Linked DNA regions of Homo sapiens: region 1 is linked to region 2. The links are chromatin loops, found by intact Hi-C in ENCODE. Cell type or tissue: Caco-2. All regions are shown on one strand. Each heading gives the region's core, and the rest is flanking DNA. Links, peaks and the distances in the headings are about the cores only.

Region 1 (6,870 bases), core at 2,448-4,947, 510 kb after region 2:
TTCCTACTTGATTATTGCGTGAACCAGCACTTCTGAATGTGGGACCTTGTTGTATCTGGTTGTTCAATGTACTCAGTAGTACCAAAAATTCTTGTTCCAGTTACTACATTTCTCATATATATTTGACTCACTCACTTCCTAATTACACAGAATAAAAGAAATGCATATCTATATAAATATAAATTTAATAATAAATCAAGATATTCATATATAAATATTCTCTACTAATTAAAGACAATACAACAAATACCATTAAATTTTTATTTCTTCTCACTTATAGGTGGGAGCTGAACAATGAGATCACATGGACACAGGGAGGGGAGCAACACACACTGGGACCTGTCAGGCGGTGGCATGGGGGATAGGAGAGCATTAGGAAAAATAGCTAATCCATGCTGGGCTTAATACCTAGGTGATGGCTTGATAGGTGCAGTGAACCACCATGGCACATGTTTACCTATGTAACAAACCTGCACATCTTGCACATGTACCCCAGAACTTAAAACAAAAATAAACATTAAAACAGATTTTCTTTTCTCTTCGAATTACTGTGCCCCTTATAATAGACATCTCTTAAATTTTCAAGAATTAAAAAATACTTATTTCCATTAACTCAAATCGGATTGTCACAACTTCATCAAAAGGAGCTTCATTAAGCTGCGCTTTTGTTTTTTTAGCACTACCCCCAACATCCTTGAAAAGATTTCTTGCTTTCCAGCAATAGTAAGATGGTCTTTGCTTATTTTGAATTTTCCATTGCCTAAGGTATGGAATCGGCTACTTCCCTAGGAACGCTGGCATTTCTCTGTGAAGACAATATAAGAGACCAAATCTGTGCACATAGCTATGTGGATTCCCATGTCAGCGGTGGGCAAATACACCACTGCTCCTCTTGGCCACTTTTCATATAGACCTGGAGAGAATATTCCTTTTAAAGTTCATAAGTTTACTTTGGTTTTTCCAATATGACATGATAAATTGTTGCTCCTTAGGTTTTTTTAAAGACCAAGACTCCAAACCAATGGACATACCCCATATTTATAAACCCCTGATAAGTCATTTTCCATTAGCTTGTATCCCACTGTAGTTATGGGGCTTCTGTAAGAATCAGGCTCACATTTTCTCCTTCATGACTGGAATAATTGGGGTCCCACAGGTGCCAAAACTCCTCCCTGACCCATTCTTTGCCATCGACTTGTTTGCTATCCATAGCACATTACCTGTGCAAACTCTGAAGTTTCTAATATTTTCATTGCTCCTTCTACCTTCTGAGCAATCAAAGGTCCTCATGACGAATCAAGAATTTTCAGAAATTCTACTTTTAGCAGAACTGTATTTCTGGTAGATAATTATATTTGCATCTTTCTTTTTCCTTTGTAAGTAAAATTTCCTTATCAGTGAAATGCTCTGTTAAGAATTAGACACTTTCCCAAGCTATAAAGATTTAGAGAGATGCAGTAGGTGGGACATTTGTCCAATCTTCCTAGTCCTTGAGCAACATTTCTGAAGGATCCCCGCTACTAAACAGGAAAGTGGGCCCACAGGCAAGCCACTTAGAAAATGTATATCTTGGATGGTAGCAGCTCTTCTCCTCTTAGTATTTCCCCAGGGGACTTCATTACCTGAATGGAATACTTTTTCCTGCCATAGTAAGGGGCACTTAGTCCTTTGGCAAATCTTAGCCATTTGCTATTTCCTCCAGTAAGTAAATAGGATAAACTGCCTCCTCTGAGGTGTTCTTTGCTGCTCAGTGCCATCCAAGTATCTCCTGGAAAAAAATAGTCTGGAGATATTAATACTATTCACTACCATTATCATTACATTACCAAGCATATATCACAAATTGAGGACTATTGTTACATATAATCTCAATTAATCTTAACAACTGCTTGCAATAATATCACTTTTATTCCATTTTTCCAGATAAGAAAACATAGATGTAGAAAGCTGAATTCACCCAGCTTGAAAGTGGCAGCACAGGAATTAGAACTCACAATATCACCTCTGAGTCTATATTCTTAGCCATTAGCTTGACTTCCTTGTTCCTTTTCATCCTTTCTCACACCCCCCAATTTCACGTTTAGAGAATGAGTCCCCAAAACAGATTTTATATTTCATTAGCCTAATCATAGCACAATTCTATTTAGGTACAGTCCTAGCAACAGCAACCATTCCTTATTTTTAGATTGTAATTGACAGTAACCTAGAGACCACATGCCATTTCTGAACTATGCCCATTAAGTTTATATAACATCAAAAGCTCAACTTCTCTTATTGTTCACCTACAACTTCCCTTCTGCCCTCTTATAGGTGAAATCAATTACAGCATCCTGTTCTTGCCTTTCACATATTGTCAAATCATTTCTCACACTACATGCTTAGTCTAATTGTGTGAATTCCACTCCCCTGAGTTACTGGCTTTGAAAGGTTGCTGAGCTCTGTCACGACCTGGCCACCAACGTGTACACAATCTTCCTAAAATGCTGCCATGGCCTCATTTTGTATTAACTCTTTTCTGTTACTGTGAGGTTATTTCTTCTCTCAGCTCAAATTTTCCCTTTCACCAGCAACTTCATGTTCAAACATGGTATCAGCGATGATTTCATTAGAGTATGCTACAAAAAGAGTGAGGTTGAAATATTAAGAATATACATATATGAATCAACTTCTTGGAAGATAGGTATTTATTATGCACCAAACGTGGGAAAAGAAAACAAAGGAACAGCAGAAACCAACATTAGAGAGAGAGATACATACATGCATTTATGCATATATGAACATGTGTTTTCTTCAATATATCATAAGTTCTCATGAGTATCAAATTTTTAAAAATCCAATTTGAACAGAGGATAATGTTTAAACATTCCAACTTTCGCAAATAACTTTAACATTTCAGTGTTACCTCCCTAGATCTTTCTGATGAGAATTGACATTGGGTTATGCAGAACTTGCAGAGGCCTCAGACTGGGACGATAGACACACAAATTTACATTCTCTTGGACCAGGTGGCTCTACATTTTGAACTTTGTTTAGATATTCAGTGGACTTTCATAATAAATACCAGTAAGAATCTTTTCTATTCCACCTCTGTTTCTCCCCATCTTATTACCTAATGCATGCTTTAAGTTCTCATTTATAATATCGGTAATGACTTCCATGATTGTGAATAATAAAATATCAAAGAATGCCATCAAGGTAGCATAATGGAATTTAAATGGTACTACAAAAATATTCTCAGCATGTATTAGAGAATTCTAAATTAGGAAGAGATCTAATAGGTACCGAAAACAGTTCCTTCATTTTACACTTAGGAAATTTAGGTGTTTGTTTATAGATAATAGTGATAATAGCTTTTAATAATAATAATATATTTTATTAATAATAGTAGCTCTGTAATTCCTGACAAAATTTAGAAGCAAATTTAAAACTTTTAGTTTGGGTTAGAGTGGGAAAATGTGAAAAATATCAGGATTCATTGCATTTCTGAAACAATACTGGCTCCATCTGGTGGCCAAAGTAATAATTCCCAGTCAATAATGTGTTTATGATTAATACACTGTGCTTTCTTGAATTGAAAATGTCCGATTGGGTCCAAATATTGAAGAATTTAGAATATAATCCTAAATTCTTATATATTTAATCTATAGACGGTTACAGTTGCTACCTGTGATTAATTTCTTCCAAAGTGTATATGATTAATAAACTGTAAGTTGAAGTTGAAAAAGAGCCAAAAATCTAGTTTAGAAAAATGAAGATAATTTCCCAACTATCTTCTGAGAAAAATTTGTATTCATCTAAAAATATATTAATATATTTTTTATGAAAAACGGCAACAAAATCCATTACTTTTTAATCAAGGCAATATAATTAGTACCAATTTATTATTTAATATGTATTACCAATTAAAATGTAAAACTCAACATAAATTATTTAGTGATTTCAAAAATCAATGAGGTTAGTACCGTATTAGCATTTGTTCCTGTTCTTTGAACTAAGAAACTAAAACCAAATGAGTTAGGCTGTTGTATTCTCATAGGGAAAATCTACTTTGTTTTTATTATTAAATAAACACAGGCATTCTTTCCTGCTATTCTGTGGAAATTTTGAAATTTCAAGCTAATTGTTTTGTGTTAGTGTCTATTTTAGAACAAGAGGCTTCAACTTTCTTTGGATTCTGAAAAGAGCTTCTAGCACCTTAATCATTTATGAAACTGTGTACTAGTCACACAAGTGGGTTCAGTTTTTGAAAATTCATCAAGTTGTGCAGTTAAAATATGCTTGTATATTATACTTGAAAATGAAAATAACATTTTTGGAAGTTTAAGAACCATTGTTTTTATGTCCCCAAATTTAATATATACTAATAATTAGCCCTACCATAAGCTGAGTTGAATATATGGTAAAGGTTATTAAAACCTTCTGAAAATCAGTTTCTCTAAATTTAAAGTATAAATAACGTCCCATGGGTTGTTAAGAAAACTACTATATAAAATTAAAATTGTCTGGAACTTCATGCTTGCTTCTGAAAGCTACTCAGACGGCTTCTCACGAATTCTTCCTCCACAGCTGGCCAAATGATGTTTAGAATCATCGATGCACTCACTGCCTGAGGAATGGAATTATACGTTTATTCTCACTATCTTCATAAGAAAAGAAACTTAAGAAAATAAGGAAAATAAAAGATATGCACAGTTTAGATAGTATTACAGCACCAGTGTCAAAATACGGCTTTTCAATGCCTCTGTGCTGATTATTTATTTATTTATTTATTTATTTATTTATTTTGAGACGGAGTCTCGCTCTGTCGCCCAGGCCGGACTGCGGACTGCAGTGGCGCAATCTCGGCTCACTGCAAGCTCCGCTTCCCGGGTTCACTCCATTCTCCTGCCTCAGCCTCCCGAGTAGCTGGGACTACAGGCGCCCGCCACCGCGCCCGGCTAATTTTTTGTATTTTTTTTTAGTAGAGACGGGGTTTCACCTTGTTAGCCAGGATGGTCTCGATCTCCTGACCTCATGATCCACCCGCCTCGGCCTCCCGAAGTGCTGGGATTACAGGCGTGAGCCACCGCGCCCGGCCTGATTATTTATTTATTGCCTCTCAGGTCCAAATTCACCCGGTTTTTCGGCTATAAAAACGGATCTGGGCCCTTTCAATATATATATCAGCTGGCCGTGAAGCTTTGTGAGTGGAAGGTGCTAGAGAGACACTGCAGGAGGAAAAGAATTTTGCTTTCTGGTTCCAGGGTACTCACTCAGCAGGTTCCAGCACTGGGTGCTTATGGTACTCACAGCATCACCAATGTCCAGTTTCTGCAGTCTACAGTAGTCAGTAGCACTCAGCAGCCAGTAGCTCTTTCCAGCAACCCTCCCCTCCCACGCAGTGAATTTGTAGCAGAGCGCTTCCAACTCCTGTGGCATGTGCGGCATCTCCTGCGTTCAGTTCCTGCAGGGTATGGTAGTCAGCGCACTCAGCTTCCTCGCCCACTGTCCCTTTATATGGTTTGTTATGGAGCTCCTCCTGTGAACTAGCTCCCCATGAACAGCTTTCCCGGCTCTCTCGAGGGAGGATTGCCAACAAGTTCTGCCCACAGGACACCACAGCAACTCCTCTGTCAGCCAGTGAGCCAGGGAAGTGATCCTTCCCAACCAAGTCTGGATCTAGCACCTGAGCTCTCTCAGCCTGAGGGCGCGCTCCAACCTGAGCTCTCTCAGACCGAGAGCAGTGTCTCTCCTTAACACTGTTATTCATATATTCTTTCCGATTCTTTCCAGTTCTTATTGCCCAACCCCTTGTATTCTAATCCCCGTTCTAGTTAATAATTCTTTATATGAAACTTTCCGTGTTCAACTTACTGCATGGTTACTCTCTCCTGATTGGGTCCAGACTAACACAGCCTCTTATTTTTCAATCAGCTAAGATGAGTAAAGGAATCTATTACGTATATGAAAGGAACAATAACTAGATTGCATTCATTCAATAGAATACTTGATCTGGTTACACACAGCTGTGTGGCTTGCTAAGTTTTCTTCTCAAGGATGTAAAATATATGAAGAGTAGAAATTAATCCTTAACTGATGGGATTCATGCAAACAGTACTGATTTGTGCATGTGTAAAATACAGAAATTTGTAAATCAGTTATTTGTGCAATGAAGCTCTGGAACATCTTGAGAGTTATTTAACTAATCAAATATGGTTCTTTTAAGGAAAGATGTCCAAAGACATCTTGAAAATAAAAAGGATGAGTCACACTAGGGATAATAAGGTTAGATTTTTGTGGTAGTCATTTTCCATTGGCAAACCAGGCTCTCCCACTCTCAACCTGTTGTTTGTGTGGGTTTGACCTAGTCCAAACATTCATCCCTCCCCAGGCCCTCCAGCTCCTCCAAGATATTGAGATGGTGGGAATGTGACACAGGCCCAGCTAATCAGCTCTTCATCCTCTGACCATGATGATTAGTTCAAGATGGACAAATAAAACAAATCTGTCTAATGAATGTGATCTGATATATTTTGCTGGAATTTTTGGGAAAAAAAAGGTCTCTTTTGGTTGGGGTTGCCGAGTTGCTAGGAAGTGAGCCTGAATCTGCTAGTCACTATTTTTGCCAGTGCATGGGAGGAACCAGTGTGATAAAGAGGGAAACACAGGAAAACAGAATCAAAAGATTTAAAAACGGATTCTAGATGACATTATTTGGTGCCTTGGATCTGGCCTCTGGCTGCAGATATCTAAAGTTTTCAGAAACATAAGACAATAAATGCCCTAAGTCAGTTTGAGTTTTATTCTGTCAGTTGTGAATAGAGTCCTGACAGCTGCAATTATGGTGATTTGAATAACTGAGGCCTTTAGATCAAAGACCTAAGTAATTCA
Region 2 (6,870 bases), core at 2,319-4,818:
TGTTTAATTTATTCTAATTAATTTTAATAAAATAGCATTGTAGCTTTTTTAATAATTACAAATGCTGAAAGCATTTTAAATAACTTAGAATATATTTTATCCATGAGATTAAATACTATGGATTTCCCAGTCTACTAAAGTGAAATAAAAATTGTTTTCTTCAGGTCTTAGAGTTTTTAAGATAATAAATATGTTTGGTGAATCTCTAAGAGGGATCTAGTGTTCCTCTGTCTTTTATTTTTTATGTCAGGTGAATAAAATAAAATATAATGCAATATAATACGACTCATCATATTTTAGTGTACAGTTTGATGCATTTTGACAATAAAGATATAAAACATTATCATCTTTACAAGTACCCTTATATCCCTTTGCAGTCAATTCCCACTCTCTCCCCGAGTCACTGTTTTCTGACCTTATCATTTTTGCTTTTCTTAGCATTTTATATGAATAGAATCCTATAGAATGTAGCCTTTTGAGTCTGACTTCTTTTACTTAGCATGACGTTTTTGATATTCGTCAGTGTTGTTGTATGTATCAATGGTTTGTTCCTTTTTATTGCTTACTAGTAGTAGTATAGATATACCATAATTTGTTTATTCATTCACCAGCCAAGACATTTGAGTTGTTTACAGATTGTGGCTATTATGAATAAAACTGTTATGAACATTGGCATATATATCTGTGTGCACATGTGAGTTTTTCTTCCTCTTGGCTAAATATCTAAGAGTTTGATTGCTGGGAAATATATTAAACATATATTTAACTTAAGGAATTGCCAAACTGCTTTCCAAAGTAGCTTTCCATTTTATGTTCCCAACATCAACCTGTGATAATCTCAACTACACCAAGATTTTGTCCACACTTGTTAATGTTTGTGTTTTTAATTTTAGCCACTCTAGTGGGTATGAAGGGTATGCTGCTGTGGTTTTGATTTGTATTTCTCTGGTGACTAAAGATGTTGCACATCTTTTCATATGCTAATTTGCCATGATCATCTTTGAAGGGTTTGTTCAAATATTTTGCCCATTATCAGGGGGGTCGTTTGCTGTCTTATTATTTAGTTATTTTTGGTATATGTCTTTTATTAAAAATGTGCTTTATAAACTTTTTCTTTAAGTCTGGTTTTCAGTCATTTTCTGAACAGTGTCTTTCAAGGAACTGAAATTTTAATTTTGATGAAATACAATTTATCAATTTTTTCCTTTTATGTTTTATGCTTTTGTGGCCATTCCAAGAAATGTTCACCCAATTAAAAGACAAAAATATTTTCTCTGATGTTTTATTTTAATAGTTTTCTAGTTTTAGCTCTGATACTTAGGTTTATAATCCATTTTGAGTTAATTTTTATATACGGTGTGAGGTAAAGGTCTAATTTTTTTTGTTGTTTTCTTTTGTAGCTGGATATCCAGTTGTTTCAGCAATGTCTATTTAATTACTTTAGCATATTTGAAAAGTTTTCCACACTTAATTAAAAAACCTATTTATTTTTAAACATTTACTGATTTCTCAGAAAAATACACACCAGTTTTTAATAAATCCTTTAATAAATTTTTAATAATATATTAAAATGTTAATTACATCATTAAAAAGAAAAAGCTGGCAAAGCAAAACAGTGTATACATATCTGGACTATATGTACCAAAATATACACACAGGGGTTGTTGGGTTAATCATGGGTAATTTTACTTTTCTTTTATGTGTTTCATTAAATTTTTCTTCATTAATGTATATATAAATTACAATAAACACTTTGAAATTTTATTCATTAAATTTTTGATTCCATGCTTCTTCAGAGTTACCTTTTTATTTAAGCTATGAGTAGAATTAATAATTACATCAGTAAATAAAGTAAGGTTGTACTCAGTCAGGCAGAAAAGGGGGAAAAAAGTCTAGTTAATAGTACATTAGCATTTACTAAAAGCAACATCAGATTATATTTGACAATTTTACTGTGAAATTAATGTTCTCAAAGGAACACACTCAGAATTTTAAAGTTAAACCAAATGTTCTCAACAGAACATATCCTTAAGAAGATAAAAAGTCAATGAATGATTTAGCCATAAAATTTCATTGTGCCATAACATCCAATTTTAATGTTGTTCTAGTTTTGACCTCCTTCCTCACACTCACAGGTCATCAGGAACTTTCCACTAGTATCATACAGTCCATACAAAACATAAAGAATAATTGTTTGATTTTCTTTTAAAAGATTTTCTTCCTAGATTTTAAAGTAGAAAGATAAAAATGACAACTATAAACATTTCTCTTTCTTTATCATACCTTTTCTCTTTCCTATTTCATAAGAATGATAGTTTTGGCAGGGAGAAACTTGCCTTTTCAGGAATTTCTTATTTGCATTCACAGTGTCAGTGATGTAAGTGATCTTGCAGGCGTGTGTGTGTGTGTGTGTGTGTGTGCATGCAAGTTCTATGACTATAGCATTATACAGCACAGAGTCTAAGATAAATTGAAACATGGCAAAAATTATAATTAGTACCAAGTGGGTGTAGTGTAAGAGCTAAAAAAGCAAAGTAGAAGTTGGAATTCATTTTCATATCCAATTCAAGTGTCTGAAGCTAGCTCTTGGGTGATTTCTGATTGTTAAAATTATATTTCTTTTGAGCATTTTGAGTAGTAAAAGGATATTGCTTTTTCCACTGACTAATTTCACGGAATACTTATTTGGCCAAGTATTGTGGGTGGTCATTTTACATCTTATTCAAACATCATTTGGGGAAAATCTGGGGACCCATTTTTAAGTTTTTATCGTGGTCTGCATATTAAAAGCATTTATAATGTGAAAGGGAAAGGCAACTCCATTAGAAATACTCCTAAAGATAGAACAGATTGTTATTTATTTGTAAATCCTAAGCACAATATGTTAACCTCAACAGAGGAAAAACTTAGAAAAGAAATGCAGCATGCAGAGAAAGTACAAGTGTTATACAGCACTGTTAGTAATTTGGAAAAATTGGAGACACCCTATGTGGTATGTGGGTAAAGAAATTTAAAAATAAATTACGGCACATGTATACAAGGAAATATTCTCCAAATATTAAACATAATGTGGTTCAAGAACACTCATTGATATAAAATGTTATATATAATTTAAGACCTGATTAAACATGGAAATAAAATTGGGACTAATTTTTATAACTGTTTTATATTTATCCAGTATCTTAAAAAATCTTTGTAAGTAACAGTAGAAACTTGTGAGATCTTAAGGCACAGCTATTGGAATAATACTTCCGTAAAAGTATGTTGCCATAGCCTTTCTCCATAAGAGGGCAGCTCCTGATCAGCAGGGTTTCTTCTCTCAACTGTAGTGAGTGTGCAGCAGAGACCTCTTTCTACTATTAATACAAGACACTTTAGCTTTCTATAGTGTCTGATCTGGGTTGAAAGTTTAGTCAATTTGTGACAAAACTAATACCAATATTGTGTGTTATCTTAAAATATGCTCATTTAGAAAAAATGTTTTCGTGATACCAAGAAATATTTAACTATAAGAAGACAAAAATATAAAGCAAGACTTGGGCTTCTCAGATACAAATGTAAATAAAATTTTCCTATCATGGGGAGAAGTAGGCTAACATAATGGTTTAGAGTTGGAGTCTGGCGTTAGGTCAGTCTTGGTGTGAATCCTTGCTCTGCCATTTATCAGTTGTGTTTACGTAGGCAAATTACCTTATTAAGTCTCCGTTTCCTTAACTGTTAAATAAAATAAGAAGAGTATCTATCCTATAGGGTTATTGTGAAGATTCAACGATGAAATACAAGGAAGATATGTGTTTTGTGTCTGCACAGCATTGAGCATGTGCTCAGTAATAAATATACATCAATGCTAGGGGTCCATACTCCCTGATAACTCATGCATATGCTATAGTTATTTTTTGTTCAGTGAAGGCTTAGTTGTGTGGAAGGAGACCTCACTTGCATGGAAGAGGGAGTGAGGCCACGTCTTATTAGACAAGAGAGAGTAATAGCAGCAGTATAATTTAAAATGTATTAGTAAAACAAATTTCATACACATATAAAGTTTCATAAAGCCCTAAAGTTGAGATACAACCTAAGAAAAGAGTTTGATCTCATTTTTCCGCTTTTTAATAGATAAGCATCCTCCCTTCATCTTAAGTCATCAAGATAAAAACTATAACTTTTGATACCATATCCAGACAGCTTTTTAGGATTTCACAATGTACAACTTTCTTATAAAGCCTTTTCAAAACCTCTATTATCTAAAAATGAATAAAAATCTACAAAATTTGTTGGCATTGGCTGACTTTAGCAGGTATAGCCAGGTATTCAGGTTTTTCTTCATGGCCAGAATGCAATGCTCTGTCTTCTCAATAAGTGTGATTCCAATCAGATGGACAGATAGACAGAAAGAACTTCAGTTTGTTTATTTTTTCAAAATTGAATAATTATGTGCATAAAGCCCATCTGGAGCTACTTAATGTGTATTCCTATGTGCATACACACATACACATATAAGCACACAAGCATCTGTAAGCATGAAGTCAGTCATTATACTCTAAAAACAAATATTAAAGGTCAATTTGTATCGTCTATAAGGTAAGCAGGACAATTTAAAAAGAAAACATCTGAAACGATCGCCAGATAACAAATAGGCTTTTGGGGGGTTGTAGGGTTGTAGGGACACACCAAATATTTTTTAAACCATATTATTATTAATAAAATAAATTACATCTTTGAACATCTGAAAGGAATTTATAAAATTAAAGTTCAAATTTAAATGAATACTAGAAAAATCAAGAGTAAACAAAAGTAAAGTGAAACAATAAAATGGTCTTTTACCTAACAATCTACTATTTTTTAGATTTATTTTAGCTTTTCAAGTTTGTTTAGTCATTAGGTGCTAGTGTATGGTACTAATATTCTTTTAATTGTAGATTCTGTAGCTTGCTGAGACATCTCATCCTAAAACTACTTACATATTTTATATAATAGTAATCAAAATATATGAAACAGTACAGGTCTAATTTTCAGGTTGTTACCTATGTCCCCCAAATATACTAGCCCAAATTGTAAATTTCAGTTCAAGAAATTGTCTAACTTGACTTCAGGCTTAACTCTCAGGGCATAGTGTTTCTCATCTGTAAAATAAAAGTATTGTCCTAAATGCTAGAATTCAAAATCTAGACAGGCATTTCCAAACATCACATTATCATCATGCTGCCTAGGAAAGCCTGTGACTACTATTCATTAAGTCCTGTTATTGCTTTCACTTTAGGTCCAAACAACAGATGGCTGAAAACTGTAACTGGACACCAGGTTCTATCTTCACTAGTCTTCCAGGGGAATTATCATGCATAAGGGAAAATGGGACATAAGAATACAAAGTATAGAAGTGGAGAAAGAATGTAGTTCTACTCTTCATTTTGCAGATGAGAAAGTTAAGGTCCCTAGGTACTAAGTACCTTCTATCCAGTATCATAGAGCCTAACAGTAGCAAAATAATTATTTAAAAAATTTTTTGTGTTAGTAGCTAAACCTATGTGCTGTAAACAATGCTAATTTGCAGTGTCTGTGAGTTTAAGTTACCAGTTCTGGCTTACAGCCTTTAGTTATGCAAAAAAAGTGAAAACAATGTTAAGACAAATATTGTAATAATTTGTATGATCCAGTATTTCTTTCTCCTGCCTTATTAAGCCTGCCCACCAAAGAATGCCATATTAATTATACCATTTTTTTTAAGTACAGTGAATGCTTTGAATCATTGTACCTGTATTAGATAAGTGTCTCTGATACAATACACACTGGGCTAAAACTTCCTTTGGGGTATTAAAAATAATAGTAACCCATTAATATTTCTGAATATACATTTTAAAATGCAAACCAATAACTCCACCCAAATCACAGAACCAGATAGAATATCCGATACAAAAAATATTTTGTCCCAAAACTCCCCTGGATGTTGGATCACAGAGAGTCTTGGTGCTTGGGAGGCAGAGGTACTTTGGAAGCATTTAATGAAGGGCACCTTTTTCTGAGCAGTAAGGAAGTGTTTCAATATTTTAACAATATGGCTCACCTGCAGATGAAGCCATCAGCCTTGCCTGAATACCAAGAATCATTTAAAACCCACTAAAATGTCAACACACTTTGATCAATCCATTCACAGGTTCTTCATACTGTCAAAATGAATGTCAGGTACAAAGGAAGATCTGCTTCAGAAAAAAATTAACATTTTCTCTCTGTATTTGTGAGATTAAGAGAAATATGCCTCATATTTTTTGCTTTTCATTGCCAAAAATATATAAGAATCATTAAATTGGTTTCTATATTTGACACCAATGATGACAATATGCTATAATGTTTCAATCAACATTATTTGAAACAGGTATGTTGCTAATTCACACCTGCACTTATGAAAAATACTGGTACTTCTTTTGGAAAGCCCTTAATGAATGGTAGTTTCTGGAGAAGAAATGAATACAAACAAAAGAGCATTCAAAAACCACTTGAAAACTGTTAGGAAAAGTCAAATAAGGTCATTTTCAATATTGAATTGTCAGTGAAATCCTATTTTAATTTTTTTCAGATTATCACTGCTAATTAAAAGAAATATTTTTTCAAGTTATAAACCGTAAATACATCAGGAGACACCTAAGAGGGAGATACTTTAAAACAATCATTGTACAAGAAGACTCTTATAGCCCAGCCAGTTCAGGGCAATAGGAAAACACCTCATTATGGTAACTTGAAGAAATCCCAACACAAACCACATAAGAGCCTTGGATACTTCATTCCCAGCAGGTTCTTGCAAAGTGCAGAACAGCGAGACATATCCTTGTTATTTCTGATGTACTTGCAGCCTGAACACTCTTCCTTTGAGGAACAAAA

What was found. Hi-C counts contacts between places; a loop is a spot of excess contacts. Peaks named below come from ENCODE experiments on the same cell type or tissue, not always from the same donor. Only the 100,000 strongest peaks of a DNase experiment are listed, where the experiment ranks them.
Region 1: it touches region 2 in a loop (23-fold over the local background); 5 of 110 quality-filtered maps call a loop at or near these places.

Annotation. Positions count from the first base shown.
Region 1 is chr6:71,530,670-71,537,539 of GRCh38, reverse strand. No RefSeq gene overlaps it. Among named protein-coding and RNA genes, the nearest start is that of LINC01626, 110 kb to the right of the region's middle. In Caco-2, for the core only: a CTCF peak has its summit at 3,479 (motif pointing left); no DNase peak of the experiment used is centred there.
Region 2 is chr6:72,038,705-72,045,574 of GRCh38, reverse strand. The region is part of intron 2 of RIMS1 (regulating synaptic membrane exocytosis 1); the gene reads right to left. Among named protein-coding and RNA genes, the nearest start is that of RIMS1, 160 kb to the right of the region's middle. In Caco-2, for the core only: a CTCF peak has its summit at 3,273 (motif pointing right); no DNase peak of the experiment used is centred there.